Linked DNA regions of Homo sapiens: region 2 is linked to region 1. The links are chromatin loops, found by intact Hi-C in ENCODE. Cell type or tissue: dorsolateral prefrontal cortex. All regions are shown on one strand. Links, peaks and the distances in the headings refer to the core of each region. The heading gives the core; the rest is flanking DNA. Region 1 overlaps AMBRA1 (autophagy and beclin 1 regulator 1). Region 2 overlaps AMBRA1 (autophagy and beclin 1 regulator 1).

What was found. A loop is a pair of places that touch in the nucleus more often than their neighbours do. Peaks named below come from ENCODE experiments on the same cell type or tissue, not always from the same donor. Only the 100,000 strongest peaks of a DNase experiment are listed, where the experiment ranks them.
Region 2: it touches region 1 in a loop (4-fold over the local background); 11 of 110 quality-filtered maps call a loop at or near these places.

Annotation. Positions count from the first base shown.
Region 1 is chr11:46,531,407-46,541,753 of GRCh38, forward strand. All of the region lies in intron 7 of AMBRA1 (autophagy and beclin 1 regulator 1), which reads right to left. Among named protein-coding and RNA genes, the nearest start is that of AMBRA1, 57 kb to the right of the region's middle. RefSeq lists enhancers at 6,219-6,722, 6,723-7,228. In dorsolateral prefrontal cortex, for the core only: CTCF peaks have their summits at 6,613 (motif pointing left) and 6,816; a DNase peak (open chromatin) is centred at 6,605; H3K27ac peaks cover 699 bases.
Region 2 is chr11:46,441,858-46,452,204 of GRCh38, forward strand. AMBRA1 (autophagy and beclin 1 regulator 1) reads right to left here. Exons shown (of 18, transcript NM_001387011.1): 12 at 1,631-1,741. It overlaps MIR3160-1 (microRNA 3160-1), which reads right to left and starts at 10,032; the gene lies at 9,948-10,032. It overlaps MIR3160-2 (microRNA 3160-2), which reads left to right and starts at 9,950; the gene lies at 9,950-10,030. RefSeq lists an enhancer at 4,204-4,705. In dorsolateral prefrontal cortex, for the core only: a CTCF peak has its summit at 4,808 (motif pointing right); no DNase peak of the experiment used is centred there; H3K27ac peaks cover 668 bases.

The DNA.
Region 1 (10,347 bases), core at 1,724-9,723:
TAAGAAAGATTAACAGAATGAGGCTGGGCGCGGTGGCTCACGCCTGTAATCCCAGCACTTTGGGAGGCCAAGGTGGGCGGATCATCTGAGGTCAGGAGTTCAAGACCAGCCCAGCCAATATGGCGAAACCCTGTCTCTACTAAAAATACAAAAATTAGCCAGGCCTGGTGGTGGGCACCTGTAATCCCAGCTACTTGGGAGGCTGAGGCAAGAGAATCACTTGAATTCGGGAGTTGGAGGTTGGAGTGAGCAGAGATCTGCCACTGCACTCCAGCCTGGGTGACAGAGCGAGACTCCATCTTAAAAAAAAAAGATTAACAGAATGATATCCCTCCTTCACTCTATCCTCATTCCCATATTGCCAAAGAGAAAATGGGTTGCCTAACCACCCCCAATGACGAATACATTCGATATCTAAATGTTACTGCCAGCTGGGAGAGGTGGCTCACGCCTGTAATCCCAATACTTTGGGAGGCCAAGGGCAGCGGATCACTTGAGGTTAGGAGTTCAAGACCGGCCTGGCCAACATGGTGAAACCCTGTCTCTACTGAAAATACAAAAAATTAGCCAGGCATGGTGGTGGGCGCCTGTAATCCCAGCTACTCAGGAGGCTGAGGCAGGAGAATCACTTGAACCTGGGAGGCGGAAGTTGCAGTGAGCTGAGATCGGGCCACTGCACTCTAGCCTGGGTGACAGAGCAAGACTATGTCTCAGAAATAAATTAATTAATTAATTAATATAAAATTACTTTCTTATGAAGAGGCAAGAGATGCCTGGATTTTTCCAATCACTTAATAAGACACAGAAGACTAAGTGGATGAAGGCCAGTATGTATGTGATTGTCAGAGATAGAACAGGGCTATGTTTTTCTCATACAAGGGTGTCAGAGAACAAATGTACACTAACACCTCAAGGTGGCAATTATTAGAATAAAACAAAAGTTTTTCTCAAAAACTTGAGGAGGAAGCTCCTGAAAACCCGTAGTAGGAGAATTTACTACTGATAAGCTTAAGAGCTTATGGGGGAAGAAAGGTTGAAGAGTTCTTTTGAGATGTTGTTTCTCTCTTTTGCCGAGGCTGGAGTGCAGTGGTGCGATCTCAGCTCACTGCAACCTCTGCCTCCCGGCTTCAAGCGATTCTCTTGCCTCAGCCTCCCAAATAGCTGGGACTACAGGCACCCACCACCATGCCCAGCTAATTTTTGTATTTTTAGCAGAGATGGGGTTTCACCATGTTGGCCAGGCTGGTCTCAAACTCCTGACCTTGTGATCCGCCCACCTTGGCCTTCCAAAGTGCTGGGATTACAGGCGTGAGCCACAGTGCCCGGCCTTAAGAGTTCTAATCTATGAAATCTATGAAATAATGTTCAGTTAAATAAAACAGGAAATAAGAAATACTTTATATATCTTACATTAGTAATAATGAGTAGCATACAATTAATTTTCATTTACCACTAACAACGCTCATACTCTTGGGCACTAGCAATTCCACTTCTAGAACTTCATCTTCTAAAAACACTTAAGTACACAAAGATCCTGCAACACTGTGAAAAAGAAAACAAAACATGGCCAACATGGTGAAACCCTGTCTCTACTAAAAATACAAAAATTAGCCAGGCCTGGTGGCACACACTTGTAATCCCAGCTACTCGGGAGGCTGAGGCACGAGAATCGCTTGAGCCCCAGAGGTGGAGGATGCAGTGAGCCAAGATTGCACCACTGCACTCCAGCCTGGGCTACAAAGCGAGACTCTGTCTCAAAAGAAAAAAAAAAAAGGAAAAGAATTAAAATAAATGGAAAAATGTGTTTTGATTAGCATAGAAAAAATTCTGGAGTTAACACACACACAAATTGTTAATAGCAGATCTCTGAGCAGTGGCTTTAAGAGGATATCCACTTTCTACAATTGTACATTTCTGTAATGTTTGATTTTTTACAAATGAATTGACAATAGTTTTGTAATTAGCAAAAAACAGGAATTTCATTTCCATTTATGATCTCTTGTTTACTATTAATTTTTCAAGCTCTCCCTTCCTCACAGTTCGATAACACGCCTTCTTGTTTGGAGGTTGGGGAAGAGTGGAGGGGCTTTGTTGCAGGTAATATGCCTGCTGAGATGATTGATTCATTCATTTGTTCAACCGTTCATCAGCTCTTCACCCAAACATTTAAGGCCTCTCTTATCTTGACAGAACAAGTCACTCCTCCTTTTTGGTTCTCAACACAGTCTCAAGACACAAATCAATCTAAAAGTGTGCAGAGTTGGCCTAGCTTTAATTTACGCTACTTAGCTCCTAGGTCTATTCTCAACCAGCAGCCACAGTTATCTTTTTAAAATATAAGATCATGCTACTCCACTTCTGATGGTTTCCCAAGTCACTCAAAGGAAAAGGCAAAAATCTTTTAAATGGCTTAGAAGACCCTGCATAATCTCATCCTTGTCACCTCTCCAACTTCATCTTCTATCACTCCATCCCTTGCTGTGCTCCAGCTGCACTGGCTGACGGTGCCAAGCATCTCAGAGATTTTGCATTCGCCCTTTCCTCTGTCTAAAATGTCCTTCCCCTAGTGTCGACGGGGTTTGTTTTCGCACTTCTTTAAGGTCTCCTCTGCTCCAGTGTAACCTTATCAAACCTTTTTTGATGATCCTATTTCAAATTGCAGCATCCCCTACATTTTTTATACATTTCTCTTTTTTGCCATAGAACTTATCACTGTCTGGCATACTAGATATCTTATTTTTTTATTGTCTTTCTCCCATTAGAATGAGAGAATTATTGCTGGCATTTAAATAGCACCTGGTGCCAGCCAGGTGCGGTGGCTCAGGCCTATAATCCCAGAACTTTGGGAGGCCGAGGCGGGCGGAGCACCAGAGGTCAGGAGTTCAAGACCAGTCCGGCCAACATGGTGAAACCCCGTCTTTACTAAAAATACAGAAAAGTTAGCCAGGCGTGGTGGCAGGCGCCTGTAATCCCAGCTAGTTGAGAGGCTGAGGCAAAAGAATCACTTGAACCCGGGAGGCGGAGGTTACAGTGAGCCCAGATCGCACCATTGCACTCCAGCCTGGGCAAGAAGAGCGAAACTCCATCTCAAAATAAAGTAAAATAAATAGCACCTGAAATCCAGCAGGTGCTTGGTAAATATCTGTTAATGGAATGAGTGAATGGATGGATGCATGGATCAATCACAGTTTACAAGCCCAACTCTCAGCGTTATTAGGAAGAACCAAACTCATCCAGGAAGCAGTCCTTGTGCATACTCCTCAGTTCCCTCTTCCTTTTTCTGAGAGACAGGGTCTCCACTCTGTTGCCCAGGCTGCAGTGCAGAGGCGCAATCATGGCTCACTGCAGCCTCAACCTTCTGAGCTCAAGCGATCCTCCCACCTCAGCCCCACGAGTAGCTGGGACTACAGGCACATGCCACGATGCCCAGCTAATTTTTGAGCTTTTTGTAGAGATAGGGTTTCACCATGTTGCCCAGGCTGGTCGCAAATTCCTGAGCTCAAACCATCTGCCCAACTTGGCTTCTCAGAGTGCTGGGATTACAGGCATGAGCCACCACACCCAGCCCTCAGTACCCTATTCTAAAGCCTGAGTTTACCTTCCCCAGCTTCCCTTCCCTTACATCTCTTAAAATAAGTTTGTTAATTCCACCACAGGCTTTGTCTCCTTTTTATTTCCCAATACTTGTTCCTCTCTCTTCCTAGAAAGAACACGTCATAATTTGCCTGTATCACAAATGAAATTCTCACAGTTGAGGATTCTTTCCTATTTGTCCTTAAATGCCGAACTTCTAACTAAGAAGAACTCAGAAGTTAGAAAGCGTTTACTGTATAGTATCTTGAATACCAAAGACAACAATTCCACCAGTTTTTTTCAGGGGGAACTATTCACACTCCGCATAATTAGAGGTAAAGCAAAACTTTCTGCTAACTAACATAAGGATTCTGACCTCCACAAGAAAAAAGGGACCTACAAGCATCTCAAAACTTAACAAGGTTCACTCTCATGATGCTCAGACTCCAAAACAAAAGATGAGAGCACACATTTTCTCAAACCCTAAAAATCCTACTTCTAAGCAAATTTAATGAATGCCTTCCACAGAAACTTAAAGAAAAAGCATCAGTAGGAAAGAACCTTCGCATTTAAATTGGATTATCCACATGTAATTTTTGAACTAAATCAAGACCAAGTATACCTTCATAGAGATTGCAGAAGAATCTTTAAGGAGAAAAAAAATACCAACAGCACTGACTGGCAGAGATAATAATATTACTGAGGTGCCAAGCCAAAGACCTAATAATATTACTGAGATGCCAAGCCAAAGACCAACAAAATGGTGTCAAGAGCAAGCTGTATTCAATAGGAATGGGGTACCAAAAAGATAAAAAAAGGGAAGGCTGCATATGATGCCAGTGCTCTCGAGGAAGGCGCAGACCCTGAGTCATCAGTGTAAAGCCAATATGAAGGACACATATTGGCCAGGTGCAACAGACTTATTACAGGCTTCAGGACAACCCATTCACAAGTTAGGAACATAGCACACAGTGAAACATCAGAGGTCACCGGAGCTCAAGTTTTGGAAGGTGTGACTTCCTTGTACAACTCTAAGTAATACCGTTTCATTTATTTAACAAGTGATTATTGAGCCAATGACTCTCTGTAAGACCAAATGATGGGATATAGTAATAGGTTTTTTAATCTTTTTTACTAAAAAGGCCAAACAGGACTTATATTGCATATGAAACCATAAGGAACATAATTTCAATTCTACTTATTCAATTCAACTAACATTTACTGAGCATCTACTGTGTGGCCAGGTAGTATTCTAGGTAGACAAGGGATATATACAGACATGATCACTGCCTTCAGGGAGCTCACTGACGGAAAGGTAAACAAATAATTTTCTGTCATGGGTGCAATATCACAAAGAAGTATCTAGTACACATGCAACAAAGAAAAGGAAGTGATTACTTGGGACAGTCAGGGAAGGTTTCCCAAGGGACACGGTGACAGCTGTGCTGGGTTTTGAATAATAAATTGTGTATATTCCCCATCCAAAGAAACTGGGAGAGATTAGATATCGAAACTCTTTAGACTCAGCTAGATCAATGGCACAGAAAAACTACTAAATTTGGACCCCTTTCTATAGTAGTCAGGCTAAGAAGACTGCTACTTTCCTCATTTTTAGGTTGCCGGCCCCCTTTTGTGGACCTACAATCAGCCCCGCAGACACCCATTTATTTTCCTCCATCAATGTTTGGGCCGAGGCCTCCCTGGAGAATCCCCAAGTGACTGGAGCTGAGGGATCAAATAAGTGTGGTGGCCCACGAAGCCTCAAAGGGCTTCAGACTGTTCTAAGCTCCAAAGCAATTCCCCCATAAAAGTCTAAGAAACTTAGCAATCCAATGAGGGCTTCTAACTCTAACCTTGATGGCCACATTTCACACTAAGGCCGTCAATGTACTTCCCCAGTCTTCATCTATCATGAGAGAAAAAGACCTAAATTCTCAGAAGACGCTCAGTCTTACTAAATACTCCAGACCCAAGTCTTTAACTACCTAGAGACAGAATACAGAAACAATTAGTGCTTCTAGGAGGAGATTGAGACCAATTTTTATCTCTCTCAGTTGCTGGAATTTTAATAGTGAACATCCCTAACAGGGATCACTTTATTGGGATTAATCAATGTAGTTCTATGGGCAAATAACTAAAACAGCATTTCTCCTAGAAGCATTGTGTTAGTTACCATTCTACCCAAAAATAATAATTACAAATTATCTAACAGACCTCCAATTTCTTACAATAAGAGTTAACTGAAAAGTTCCCTCAGGCAATGACCTACATGAGCAACAGAGGTTTTGACAAAGAAAACTGCTGTTTGAAGGCACTTATTTCAAATGAAACGGAGGAAAGGGTGCCCTCTTCAGGGCCCAGGAGTTCAAACCCCACTTTTGCTTACAAACACCTCTTTAAGAAATCATTTACTCTCTCTGTTTTGTCATCAGAGAGAGACTAGACTACAAAAGTTCTAGGTTCCCTCCAGTTTTAACTTGCCATTGAAACCATTTTCTTTTTCCTAGTACCAGTTTTTAAAGGCCAAGGGCACCCTACCGCAAGGAGCCACAATACCCTGATCTTCTGCTGGATCCTGCACTCCCACACAGAGAAATCATTTCTTTGTAGTGAAGCAAAGGCCCACCACTCAAGTTGCAATGTAGCGTCAGACTATTATAAAAAGACAGTTTGCCCTCCACTGCCCACAGGCAAAAGGAGACAAACCGTGTACTGGTTATTACCACTTGGCAGCACACAGCTACACTGAAATACACACTGTATGCTTATCAATACCCTCACTATTTGCAAACACTATTAAATATCCCAGCAGCACCAAGGATCCAGACATCTCTCCTTTGCCTATCTTCTACTATAAGGCCAATGAACAAAACTTTCTCCTTTCAAGTACAATCACCTTTTATGAACTCCACTCACTCAGGAACAACAGTCATCTACAAAAACAGGCTTTGTTAAAAGAACCAACCTCGTACACAAACAGCAGGGACACCTTTTCTTCCCAGTCATCCTAACCTAGCAGCAGCAGCCCAACAGTGACACCTGCTGGAGAACTAGAAGCAAGGGTTGGCTCATCACCTAGAGACTTTCAGCCCCTTTAGAAGGCAGAGGAAGAGGCAGACCAGCACCTGTTTGTCTTAGTGATTTACATCAGAATGCAGCCATTCAAATGGTGGTCCTTCTTTAATGTGTACGCACTTATTTTACAACATACCTCATTTTTGAGACAGCTGTCAGCCCTTATGGTATACGACATCCTAGCTCATTTAAAAGTGATTCCATATAAATAATGTAACTACTGTATTAATATACTATCTTACAATGAGAACCCTGAGTTATTTGTATATTTTAAAAGAAAATGAGCATAAATATAAAATTGTTTACAGTGAGATGACCAGGGACTTCATTTTTATAATACACATTTTTAAATGGTTGAACTTTAAACCACAATGCATATATTTTTTGGCACCAGAAAAGAAAAAAATACTTAAACAAAAAATTATGGTACATCCTTAATAGTTTCTGGGTTTTTTTTTAGACGGAGTCTTGCTCTGTCGCCCAGGCTTGAGTGCAGTGGTGCAATCTCGGCTCACTGCAACCTCCGCCTCCCCGGGTCCAAGTGATTCTCCTGCCTCAGCCTCCCACGTAGCTAGGACTACAGGCATGCACCACCATGCCTGGCTAATTTTTTTTGTATTTTTAATAGAGACGCGGTTTTACCATGTTAGCCAGGCTGGTCTCGAACTCCTGACCTCAGGCAATCTGCCTGCTTCGGCCTCTCAAAGTGCTGGGATTACAGGCGTGAGCCACTGCACCTACCCAGTAGTTTCTGGGTTTTAAATAACCTACTTTATTAAGTGATTAATAATATTTTAGATGTATAATATCATAGCCATTAGTCACATGTGATTATTTAAATTACTTAAAAATTTAAAGATTACATTTATTTTCTCAGATCACAGTAGCAGCATTTCAAATGCTCAATAGCCATGTGTGGCCAGTGGCTACCATCTTACATAGCACAGATAGAGAACATTTCCATCAGTGTAAGAAGTTTTATTGGACAGCATTGCTCTAGAAAATCTAGTGGTTACAGACAAAATTATCTGATATCTAGGTGCCGGGAGCAGACGGAATATAGATTAAAGAAAGCCAGCCAAGCATTGATAACCTTTGAAGTCAGGTTATAGGTGTATGGAAGCTCAGTTATACTTTTCTCTTCGTTTTTATATATGTTTGAAGATTTCCATAATAAAATATTAAAAGAAAAAAAGTGGTTCACTTAAAAATGAAGTTATCGGCCAGGCGCAGTGGCTCACACCTGGAATCCCAGCACTTTGGGAGGCCAAGGTGGGCAGATCACCTGAGGTCGGGAGTTTGAGAGCAGCCTGATCAACATGGAGAAAATCCGTCTCTACTAAAAATACAAAATTAGCCAGGCGTGGTGGCGCATGCCTATAATACCAGCTACCCGGGAGGCTGAGGTAGGAGAATCACTTGAACCCAGGAGATGGAGGTTGTGGTGAGCCGAGATCACACTATTGCACTCTAGCCTGGGCAACAAGAGCGAAACTCCATCTCAAAAAAATAAAAATGTTATATTAAGGAAAATGCCATGAAGGGCAGCTTGCACAAATCTTTAGTCATGAAGACCAGAGTTCAAATTCTCACTCAGAGACCTATTATATGATCTTTCACAAGAAACTGACTTCCCTGAGCCTCACTTTCCTCAACTTTATAAAATGGAAAATTGAATACCTGACTTGCATAGAGTCGTTGTTGAAGGCAGAAGGAATTATTTCAAAGCAAGAACACAATACCTAACACATAGTAGGCCCTCAGTAACTGGTATCTCTTTTTTTCCTTTTTTCTTGAGATGGAGTCTTGCTCCATCACCCAGGCTGGAGTGCAGTGGCGTGATCTTGGCTCACCGCAACCTCCATCTCCTGGGTTCAAGCGATTCTCCTGCCTCAGCTTCCCAAGCAGATGGGACTACAGGCCTGCGCCACCAAGCCCGGCTAATTTTTGTATTTTTAGTAGAGATGGGGATTTACCATGTTGGCCAGGCTGGTCTCGAACTCCTGACCTTAAGTGGTCTGCCCGACTCAGCCTCCCAAAGTTCTTGGATGACAGGCGTGAGCCACCGTGCCCGGCAGTAACTGGTATCTCTAATTATCATCAAACAATAGAGTTTATTTAAACCACTCAGGAATTTCTCAGAATAGCACATGAAGAGGTACTACTAAAGCAGAATGGACAAAAGCTAACCAGAGCACACTGGTATTACGGAAACAGCAACTGCTTGGTTTCTTAGAGCAGTAACTGAAGACAGTCCTTTTACAGAGATCTTTAATAAACTTTTAAAGTGCCTACTACATGTCATGCCCTGTGTTGACTGCCTTCTCACCACTCTTGGCAAAGAGGAAGAACAGAGGCTCGGGCTCCTGATGAAGACCAGTATGCCAGGCACAATATTCCAAAACCAGGAATTGAGGAGCTGTTAATCCAGAACTGGTTTCAAGCATATGGGCAGAGTTAGCAACCTCTCTATTTTATTCATCTTTCACATCTAGTCAAGTCTCCCTCTGCTTCCTACCCAGGGCCCTTAGTAACTGCCTAAGAACCTACACATACCATACCCTTTCCTCCCTTAACATGTGCTGTTTCCCTAAAATAAAAAGGTCTTGCTCTCTCCAAATCCTATCCATCTTTCAAGACTTGATTTTGCAAAGCCTTCTTGGATGATACTTCCCTCTCTCTGAGACTACATCCAATCTCGGTACCATACAATGAAGCATTTGCTCATCTATACTTTTGAAAAATTTCGTTGTCTTGCCTCCACAATAACACTGTAGACTCAGGTGGGTAAAGACCATGTATTATACTTCTTTTGTATTTCCCACAGTGCCTAGCACAGTGTTAGAAAATTTGTAACCATTCAACTAATACTTATTGACTGAGTGACTGTCTAAAGCATCCTCCCAAAATAACAAGTACATTATGTGCATAATTCATATTCCCACCCTTGTTAGAAGCTTATGTCAGAGAAATTTCAGTTGCTTCGACAGAGGATGTAATGCAGCGCAATATGCTGTTTGGATCCAACAGGCATATTCTTGGAGTTGGTGATTATGCTAGCTTTGACCTTTACAAAATTACAGAAAGAAGTCCCTAATAAATCAAGATAGATGCGCACATAGCCATACATGGAACATATGGTGGGCGATCAACTACACCTACTCTGTTTCTCCCATGAAAGAGTTGGCTAGGATGCCAATCTGAGTATGGAGAGTCTTTCCTTCCATGAATTATTCTTCTTCTCCACCCCAAGGTGAAAGTCCACCTGGAAGGTCCATTCAGAGAATCTCAACTGAGCAATAGGCTGCCCAAAAACAAGTATCTCTGAAAAAATTGGAATTTTTCTTGACATACATATATATACATATATGTATTTTTTTTTCTTTTCCCTTTGTCAAACTGCAGTGTTCCAAAAGATAAGGATTAGGAAGTGAACTCAGTTGTCCAAAGCAATACAATCAGCGAAGAGCCAATATACTAATCTCTACCATGCAGGGTTCTCTTTTACTTATTCCTAGGCACTCTGGGACTACTACAATAAGTAGTCCTGCACATACAATGTCTCGACAAGGTCAAAAAGCAGGCAGAGAAAGTCAATGGTTCCATCTCCTCATGCCTCTCTAACCTAATCTACACTCTCCTTTCAAGGCTAAAGCCAGAACCTTGAGCTTAGCCGAAATAGAGCTAGCGCAGCCAACT
Region 2 (10,347 bases), core at 896-8,895, 90 kb before region 1:
TCACTTGAAAGAAGCATTACGAGATTTATACTATGGAGGTTCAGAGACAGAACTAGGACCAATGGGAGAAAGTGACAAGGGAAATGGTGGCTCAGTGCAAAAAAAAAAAAAACTTTTTTTTTTTTTTTTTTGAGACAGGGTCTTGCTTTGTTGCCAAGGCTGGAGTGCAGTGGTGTGATCTTGGCTCACAGCAGCCTCGACCTCCTGGGCTCAGATGATCCTCCCACCTCAGCCTTCCAAGTAGCTGGGACTACAGATGTACGCCACCATGCTCAATTAATTGTGTGTTTTTGTTTTTTTTTGGAGATAGGGTGTCACTCTGTCACCCAGACTGGAGTGTAGGGATGTGATCTTGGCTCACTGCAACCTCTGCCACACAGGTTCGAGCAATTCTTGTGCCTCAGCCACCCGAGTAGCTGGGAAAACAGGCATGCACCACCACACTCAGCTAATTTTTGTATTTTTAGTAGAGACGAGGTTTCATCATGTTGGCCAGGCTGGTCTTGAACTCCTGGGATCACGTGATCCTCCCAACTCAGCCTCCTAAAGTGCTGAGATTACAGGTGTGAGCTGCTACACCTGGCTGAAAGAATATTTTAACACAAATCTAGCAGTGATGGTCAGGCCACCTTGTCAGTGTGGTCTATCATCAGAAGCAGTCAAGCAGAGGCTGGACCATCCCTCTCAGAAATGTGCAAGAGAGAGCCCTTCACGAGGTAGAAAGTGAAATGAGAGGTTTAAAATGTTGTGATTCCAATAGAACAACTGGGATGTGGACTGCAGACTTCACTAGAAGCAAGGAAACTGAAACAGTCATGTTTGTAAATCAGATATCAACCATACCATTGAGATGAATAAAGATACGAAAACTGGCATATCAGGAAATGCCACAGACATAGAATATCTTAATTATTTTAAGGCAACTGGCAAAGTCTTATAATATCACACAGACAAGATAGAAAAATTTCAGCTTCAGATATGAACAACTAAGCCCTATGGGATTATAGGTGCATGCCATCATGCCTAGCTAGTTTTTGTATTTTTAGTAGAGACAGGGTTTTACCATGTTGGCCAGGCTGGTCTTGAACTCCTGACCTCAAGTGATCCGCCTGCCTTGGCCTCCCAAAGTGCTGGGATTACAGGCGTGAGCCACCGCACCCAGCCTGTAACTCTCAATTAAGCAATTCAGCAAACATGTCTTGCACCCACCCTCAGCAGCAAACAATGTAAGGTACTGAAGTAGACACAAAAACAAAGATTTCTCTGCTCTGAAGAGTTTGTGGACTAGTAGTTCACTGGTCAAAACCTAAAGTTTAGGTGGAACTGAAAAGAAGAGAAAGAGAAGGGAGTGTAGGATCCAAGAGCTAAACCTTGTGACCCTTTTAGGAAAGACTACAGTGATGTTAATTAAACTCGATTAATCCAGATCTTAATAGACTTAAGTGTATGGTATGGTTGATATCTGGTTAATGGACCTGAAAAGAAAGTTACAGAAGAGGTGCAGAAATGGCATGTAGATAACAACTGCTCAATAGGATGATGAAAAACCCAGTGCTCCATGAATTTTTGAGTTCTGGCTCACCAGCAAATATAACCCTTCCACTGATACCCCCATTTGACATTGACTTACCATTACTGATTTCAGGGAGGTCAAACTTAGTGAAGTCCCACCACTGGAGCCGGTAGGTAGTATTGGCAATGTTACTGGCCACAGCAGACTGTCCATCACCGATCACTGCCCCTTATGAGGAAGAAGTCAAAGACAGCACATTATATTATTTATCCACGTTTCCACTGCAAAACATAAAACAATACTGGGATTAGTAGTGGGGAGAGAAGAGGAAAAACTAGACTATGGCTGAAGAAAGCTAATGAGTCCCATCTGGCAAGTCTTTGTCTCAAAGAAAAACCAGGCATGTTTGCCAGGGAACAATTCAATGTGGAAATATAATCCCATTCATCAGTCCTTCCCATTGTTACTTAACATTTACTTAGTGCCAACAACGTGGCAGGTACTGTACATACATGGTCTGGTAGGCTCAACATCTAAAAGAGACAGGTGAATTTTCACAAAAATGTGAGAAAAGAAAAATGAAAAATGGGAAGACACCATTAACACAGAAAAGCCAGCAGCATTTCAGTCCCTGGACATCCTGATAGTAAGCAGCACTCTTTCAGACAAAGTATCTCCTCCTTTATCACTTTCTTCCTAATAGGACATCTCAAAAACAGGCTTCCTCCAGGGAAGAGGCAGCTACTATACAGCTGATTGGATAGAAACAGACAGTAAAAAACAAATAAGGTAATATTCATTCATCTCTTCTGGACCCCTGGCACGTAACACAATAAAAATTTATGAGCCTCACTTTGTAGCATCAGAATATTTTTATTAAGGCCATCTTTTATAATACCTACCCCCTAAGAACCTCCTTGAATCCACATTTGCTTGTAACATCTCCAGGTTTAACTTTCTCTGAGATATATTCTTCTGTATGACATTTTTTTCCTTGGTAACCAATTAAATAAAAAATGGATTTTTTTAACAGGGTGACACTTTAATTTGCAGTTGTATTTCATTTACATGAACATGTCATTTCCTCCTCCTCCTTCTGAGGTGCATTTCATACACAACCACCCTCCTTCTGATCAGACAGAGTCAAACCCTGTTGGAAGAATAGAACATTCTTGTATGCTAGCTAACCTAAATGGTATTCTCAGCTGTAAATCAAAGGCTACTGTGAAAAACTGAACTTGTTAGAGTTTACCAGCCTTGGAAAAATGGACAATTTCATACCCAGATTCTTCAGTATCACCTAGTCTTCCTCCTCTGCACATCACTGCAAAAGCATCTTGTGAACTGTAGTTTTTTTCTTTTAGAGAGCGGCATTTATTGCACTGCTACTCCTGGTGTCCCTTTCTTTCCCCAAATGATCAAGAGATGGTTCAAAGAGAAAACCTTCATAGAAGCCAAGAAATATGAGAAAAGTACTCTCTGCACTCTTCCGGTTGCTGCTGGCCACTGTGTCAGAAGACTGTTTTTCAGCATTAATTTATTGACAGTCTTGTCTTTGTCTCATTTTCAATTTGTAAGGAAAAGTACAAATAACAGTTCATTTCCAAAATGATGATACTTCTAGATCATGCATTCTCAACATGGGAAATATCATCCCCATGGGGGTAAAAATTGGTTCAAAGGGGCAAAAAAAAGAAAAACAAAAAAAAAAAAACAAAAAAAAACTTAGTGTAATCATTTGTTCCCCTCCAAAGCATCAGAGTATATAAATAGATACACATTGTATCTGTGATATTAAAATTTCATGGGAGGAGAGACAAGTAGGGAAAAAATGTCTAAAAAGGTTCCTCAGGAGGACAATAATGGAATAAAGGCTAAAACAAACCGTTCTAGATAAATGAATACCCACAAAACAAGACATCCTTTAAAATCTTGCAAATTCAAAGACATAAGCCCAGTCATGCTCTCCCTGAGACCTGAGAATGACAGCATTTGGGGGTGTGCTGTCAGTGAGTCCACTGACCTCAAATCTCTATTTGAGGTCCCTGTGGCGTATCATAAGATGAGGTAAATATATACCCTTGCTTTAACCTTCACAGAAAATTCCCCTTTAATAATTATATCTGACTTTTGCTGAACCTCTGGGTCATGAGGAGGGTAAGATACCTGAACGACTTTATTAAAAGGAACTTTCTTGATTTTTCTATGCCTCTTTGATAATGAAAATCATTCTTTAGTTACAAGGTCTACCACTTCCCTGGAAGGAATTATTCCATTTCATTCTGATCCAGGCTCAGTTCCACTGAGTTTCCGAATTGTTTCCTGGGCTTGCTTATCAAGATGGTTGACACCCTCCTTTGACCACTAGTCTCTCAAATTAATTTAGCTCCTTATCATTTTCTCCAGCTTTTAACAACCCCAAATGATAGAAGGTAAGTTGATTTTCTCAGTACATGATGAACAAAATGCTAGTTGCTAAGAGAGGGTAGAAAATAAATTGAAAAAACAAACTTCATATTTTAAGAGCTTATTCTGGGGGAAGGGATAAGAACTACAAACAGGAAAACAGTTAAGGAATAATACCAGATGCTTTTTGAGTACTGTGGATCTGCAAATGGGAACACAAATGATTAAGACTCCCAAATCCCGGCTCCAGAGGCATCCTGTACTGTCCATGTCTCAAGAAACATCTTCTGGAGAACAGCTGTGCCATAAAATCAACATGTAGGGTTGCCACTGTGTGGAAGAGACTGGGGAGGTGCTCTCTGCCAATGGTGCCAGGGTGCTGAGGAGGAATGAAGCCTGGCACCAAGGAGAGTCATTTTTTTTGTGTCATATAAACACAGATTAGGGAGCTAAAGATGCCAGCAACAGATTAGAGTACTGTTACCAGGTTCTTTTCTTCAAGAACTGTAGGCCAACTGAGCCTGTCTCTTGGAAACAACAGGAGGAAAAAGCCTGATGTTATTAAAACAACCCCAACCATTTAGTAGGCCTCTGGCCACTAAGATGAAGGCAGGAAATGTGCCAGAGGGGGTTAATGGACTGAGCTAGAAAGTATTTACATACGAGGCACTTAGCCTCAGAAACCAAATCCTGAGAGACTGCTAAGGGATTTCTAAGGTTTCAAGGTTCTCCCATGTAGTAATGACAGAATGGAACAAGCTAGACTCAGAGTTTCTCAACCTCTGCACTACTGAAATTTTAGGACAGATAATTATTTGTGTGAAGAGTCTTGTGCATCGCAGAACATTTAGCATCCCTGGCCTCTACCCACTAGATGCCAGTAGCACCCCACTCCACATAGTTGAGACAACCAAAAATGTCTCCAGACACTGCCGAATGTCCTCTGGGGATAAAAATCATTCCTAGTTGAGAAATGCTAAGCTAGATAAACATATCCTACATTTTAACTCCAGGGTAGGTGCTCTTAGCACCACTACTAGAATGTCTGCTGCTAACAAGTGATGCTGTTATAGTCATGGAAAGAAACTAATCCAAGGCACAGCATTACAACTTCAATTTTCCATATCTGCCAATGGGATCTTACGGCTTGTTTTTTGTTTGTTTTGAGAATACAGGTTTCAGAATCAACTGGACCAGATTTTGACACTTCCTGTCATTATCTACTATAGTGTGACTTTGTATAAATTAATCTCTCTGAACCTCAGTTTCCTTATCTGTAGAAAAGGGTATAATAGTACCTACAACTTACAGGATTGTTGGAAGAACTTACTAAGACAATAAATACAAAGTGGTCGGGCATGGTGGCTCACGCCCATAACCCCAGCACTTTGGGAGGCCAAGGTGGGCAGATCACTTGAGCCCAGGAATTTGTAACCAGCCTGGACAGAGTGAGACTCTTATCGCAAAAAAAAAAAAGGCCACGCGCAGTAGCTCACACCTGTAATCCCAGCACTTTGTGAGGCCAAGGCAGGAGGATCACTTGAGGTCAGGAGTTCGAGACCAGCGTGACCAACATGGTGAAACCCTACCTCTACTAAAAATACAAAAATTAGCCAGGCATAGTGGTGTGTGCCTGTAGTCTCAGTTACTTGGGATGCTGAGGCATGAGAATTGCTTGAACCCAGGAGGAGGAGGTTGCAATGAGATGAGATCGCACCACCACACTGCAGCCTGGGCAACAGAGCAAGATTCTGTCTCAAAAAACCCAAAAACACAAAACACAAAAATTAGCCAGGTGTGGTGGCGTGTACCTGTAGTCCCAGCTACCCAGGAGACTGAGGTGGGATAGCTTGAGTCTGGAAGGTGGAGGTTGCGGTGAGCTGAGACTGCACCACTGCACTACAGCCTGGGTTACAGAGCCAGACCATCTTGTAGATAGATAGATAGATAGATAGATAGATAGATAGATAGATAGATAGATAGATAGATAGATAGATAGATAGTGATGGCAAATACTAAGTGCATAATAAATGGCCTTTAAAATTATGTCTGTCATCTACTCCACTCTCTGTGTGTATTGCATCTACAGTTACAGCCTGGGTGACACAGCCAGACCATCTTGTAAATAAATACATAAATAAATAGTGATGGCAAATACTAAGTGTCTAATAAATGGCCTTTAAAGTTATATCTGTCATCTACTCCAATCTCTGTGTGTATTTCATCTACAGTTACACTACTACTTACATCAGCATCAACAGACAGCTTATAGAGAGATGTCCTTGTGTAAGAGACTGGCCCAAATAGTGTGCCAGGGCCAAGAGAGAGAAGTGTTTAATCTGAAGATTAAAATAAACTGTCTAGGCCCTATACTATTTGGCAACTTTCTCCTTGAAAACAGCCCAGGCCAAGACAGACCACCTTCTGGGCCACAAAACACAATGTAACAAATACAAAAGAAAAGGAATAATACATATTACACTTGCAGACTACAAGAGAACTAAACTAGAAATCCGTAATAAAAAGATAACTGGAAAATCCTATAAAACTGACAGATTAAACAATACATTTCTGAACAACACATGGCTCAAAGAATATGTCTCAAGAGAGATTTAAAAATATTTTGGATTAAATGTAAATGAAAATGAAAACATGACTTCTCAAAATTCGTGAAATGTAGTGAAAGCAGTGCTTAGAGGGAAATTTATAGCATTGAATGCATGTATAAGAAAAGACGAAAGATCTAAAATCTGTAATTTAAGCACCTACCATAAGAAAGAAGAAAAAGAGCAAATTAAACCCAAAGTAAGCAGAAGAAAAACATGAGCAGAAACCAATGAAACTGAAAACAGGAAATCACCTATAGAGAAAAATCAATAAAACCAAAAACTTTGAAAGATCAATAAACAATAAACATCTAGGTAGGCCAACTACGAAAAAAGAGAGAAGATACAAATTACTAATACCAGAAAAGAAAGGGGGGCCATCACTACTGATCCCATGGACACCAAAAGGACAATAAGGGAATACTATGAACAACCGTATGCCTACAAATTTGAAAACCTACATGCAATGGACTAACTTTCCTTGAAAGACACAGTATATTACAATTTACACAAGAGACAAATAATCTAAATAGGCCTATATCTATTAAATTGAAGCAATCATTAATAATCTCCTAAAACAGAAAGAACTGGGCCCAGATGGTTTCACTAAATTCTACCAAACATTTAAGGAAGAAATTGTACCAGTTCTCTAACGTCTCTTCCAGAAAATAGAAATATGAAATACCTGCAACTAACATCATACTCAATGGTGAGGAACTAGATACTTTCCCCCTAAGACCAGGAACAAGGCAAGGAAGCCCCTTCTTACCAATACTTTTCAACATCATATTGGAAGTCCTAGCTAATGCAATCAGAAACCACCCCCCACCGCAAAACAAAGTAAATAAAAGGTATACAGATTGGAAGAAATCTGTTTGTTGCCAGATGACATCACTGTCTAATCCCAAAGAATCAACAAAAAAACTCCAGTAACTATTAAATAATTATAGCAAGGTTTCAAGATACAAGGTCAACTGCTTTCCTATATTGCAGCAATGAACAAATGAATGACTGGAACTTGAAATTAAAAATACACCACCACTTACATTAGCATCAAAAAAATAAACTTAGGTATAAATCTAACAAAATATGTACAAGGTCTATAGGAGGAAAGCTACAAAACTGATGAAAGACATCACAAAGGATAAAACTAAATTAGCGAGATATTCCATGTTCATGAATAGGAAGGCTCAGTACTGTTACAATGTCAATTCTTCTCAGCTGGATCTACAGATTCAACACAATCCCAATCAAAATCCTGAATTATTTTGTGAATATTAACAATCTGATTCTAAAGTTTATATGAAAGGGCAAAAGACCCAGAATAGCCAACACAATATGGAAGGAAAACACAAAATTGGAGGATTGACACAACCCAACTTCAAGACTTAATATAGGCCGGGCGCAGTGGCTCACGCCTGTAATCCCAGCACTTTGGGAGGCCAAGGCAGGTGGATCATGAGGTCAGGAGTTTAAGACCAGCCTGACCAACATAGTGAAATCCCATCTCTACTAAAAATACAAAAATTAGCGGGGCGTGGTGGCGCATATCTGTAATCCCAGCTATTCAGGAGGCTGAAGCAGGAGAATCGCTTGAACACAGTAGGTGGAGCTTGCAGTGAGTCGAGATCACGCCACTGCACTCCAGCCTGGGCAACAGAGCGAGACTGTCTCAAAAAAAAAAAAAAAAACAACTAATGTCCACACAAACACCTACACATGGATATTTATAGCAGCTTTATTTATTTATTCATAATTGTCAAAACTTGGAAGCAACCAAGATGTTCTTCATTTAAGAGATGAATGGATAAACTGTGGCACATCCATACAATGGAATATTATTCATGCTAAAAGAAATGAGCTATCAATCCACAAAAAGACATGGAGGAACCTTAAGTGCATGTTACTAAATGAAAGAAGTCAAAGGCTACATACTATAGGATTCCAACTGTATGAGATTCTGGAAAAGGAAAAGTTATAGAGACAGAAAAATGATGGGTAGTTGGTAGGGGTTGGTTTGCAGGGAGGCAGAGACGAACAGGTGAGCACAAGATTTTTTTTTTTTTTCTTTTCTTGAGAGAGGGTCTCACTCCATTGCCCAGGCTGGAGTGCAGTGGTGCAATCACGGCTCACGGAAGCCTCAATTTTCTGGGCTCAGATGATCCTCCCACCTCAGCCTCCCGAGTAGCTGGGGCTACAGGTGTGTGCCACCATGACCAGCTGATTTTTTTTGTATTTTTTGTAGAGATGGGGTTTCACCATGTTGCCCAGCCTTGTCTCCAACTCCTGAACTCAAGAGATCCACCTGCCTTGGCCTCCCAAAGTGTTGGGATTATAGGCATGAGCCACCATGTACAGCCACAAGGAGATTTTTTAAGCAGTAAAGTTATTTTCTATGTTACTACAATGTTGGATACATGGCACATACATTTGCCAAAACCAGTGAAATTTACAACACCAAGCATGAACCCTAATGTAAACGCATACTTTGAGTGATAATGATGTGTCTACGTTGGTTCATCAGCTGCAGCAAATGTACCACACTGGTGTGGACAGTGGGGAAGCCTGTGGGTGTAAGGGGAGGGAGTATATGGGAACTGTCTGTATTTTCCACTCAACTTTTAATAAACCTAAAAAAGAGGGAGGGGCCACGACTTTCATTCACATTCTAGGAGACAGTGGGAACAGCAGCTGTTCATAAGGACAATACTAGTCATGGTAGTTCATATCTATCATATAACCACAGAAATTCCTTTCATTGAGGCTTAGAGCAAAAGAAGAAATAAAGATTATTCTGATGACAGACAAAACAAGGAGGAAAAGAAGCTTAAATCCAGTGATCCTGGCTAACTATCAGCCAACAACAATGGCAAAAACTAAGCTGCCAAGTCTCATTCCAGAGTCAGGTCTTCAACTTGTAGGCCAGAGCTCCCAGAATGTGTCTAGGGATAAAATCATAATAATCATCACAGTCACATGATAGGTGAGCTCTGCCAAGCCTAATAGCCTCTGTGCATCTCTCTACCTTTGCTTCTCTCAGAAACTCTTCTCTTCTGTTGCTTGGAAAGAATTAGGAATCTTTTTTCAAAACAGCTTCACAGCTTCTCTCTAAGATTTGTTCTAGGAGAAGGGAAATGAAAAGTATGATTCAACAGTTCAGTGAAGATACTGAACAATGGGAATCATTAGCAAATCTATCAGAAAAGCTAATTCGGGGAAGGTAAAAAAGGGCAAGTTGCAAAGAAGGAAATGATTAAATTACATTTCAGTCCTGAAAAATCTGTTTAACTTGAGACTTTCTAATTCAGAATGGCCATCTCTGACTGTGTGCTGCTGGGAAGATGAAATAAGAATGGGGTTGGGGATGTAAACACTCATCATCCTGGAGACACAATTACTATCTTTCTGCTTGGCTGTTATATGAACCTGCCCTGGGCTTTCTAGTCTCAGCTCTCCTGACCAGCTGAGCTGGAGGAGAGCTGAGACTAGAAAGCCCAGGGCAGGTCCAACTGAAAAACTTATCAACTTTTCAAACAGATTGACAGTTGCTTTGGGCTGGAGGGATGTGAGAGAGGGAAAGGGGAAGTGACTGCTGATGTGTATGGGGTTTTTTAGGAGGTGATAAAGATGATATGAAATATCTAGATAGAGGTGATGACTGCACAACTCTATATACTAAAAGCCATTGAAATGTATACTTTAAATAGGTGGCCTGTATGGTAGGTGAATCATATCTCAATAATGCTGTTATTAAGAAAACACTATTCAAATAAATGTCTATCAATTTGTGAAGTAAAAAATGGTAATCCTATTTTTTGGATC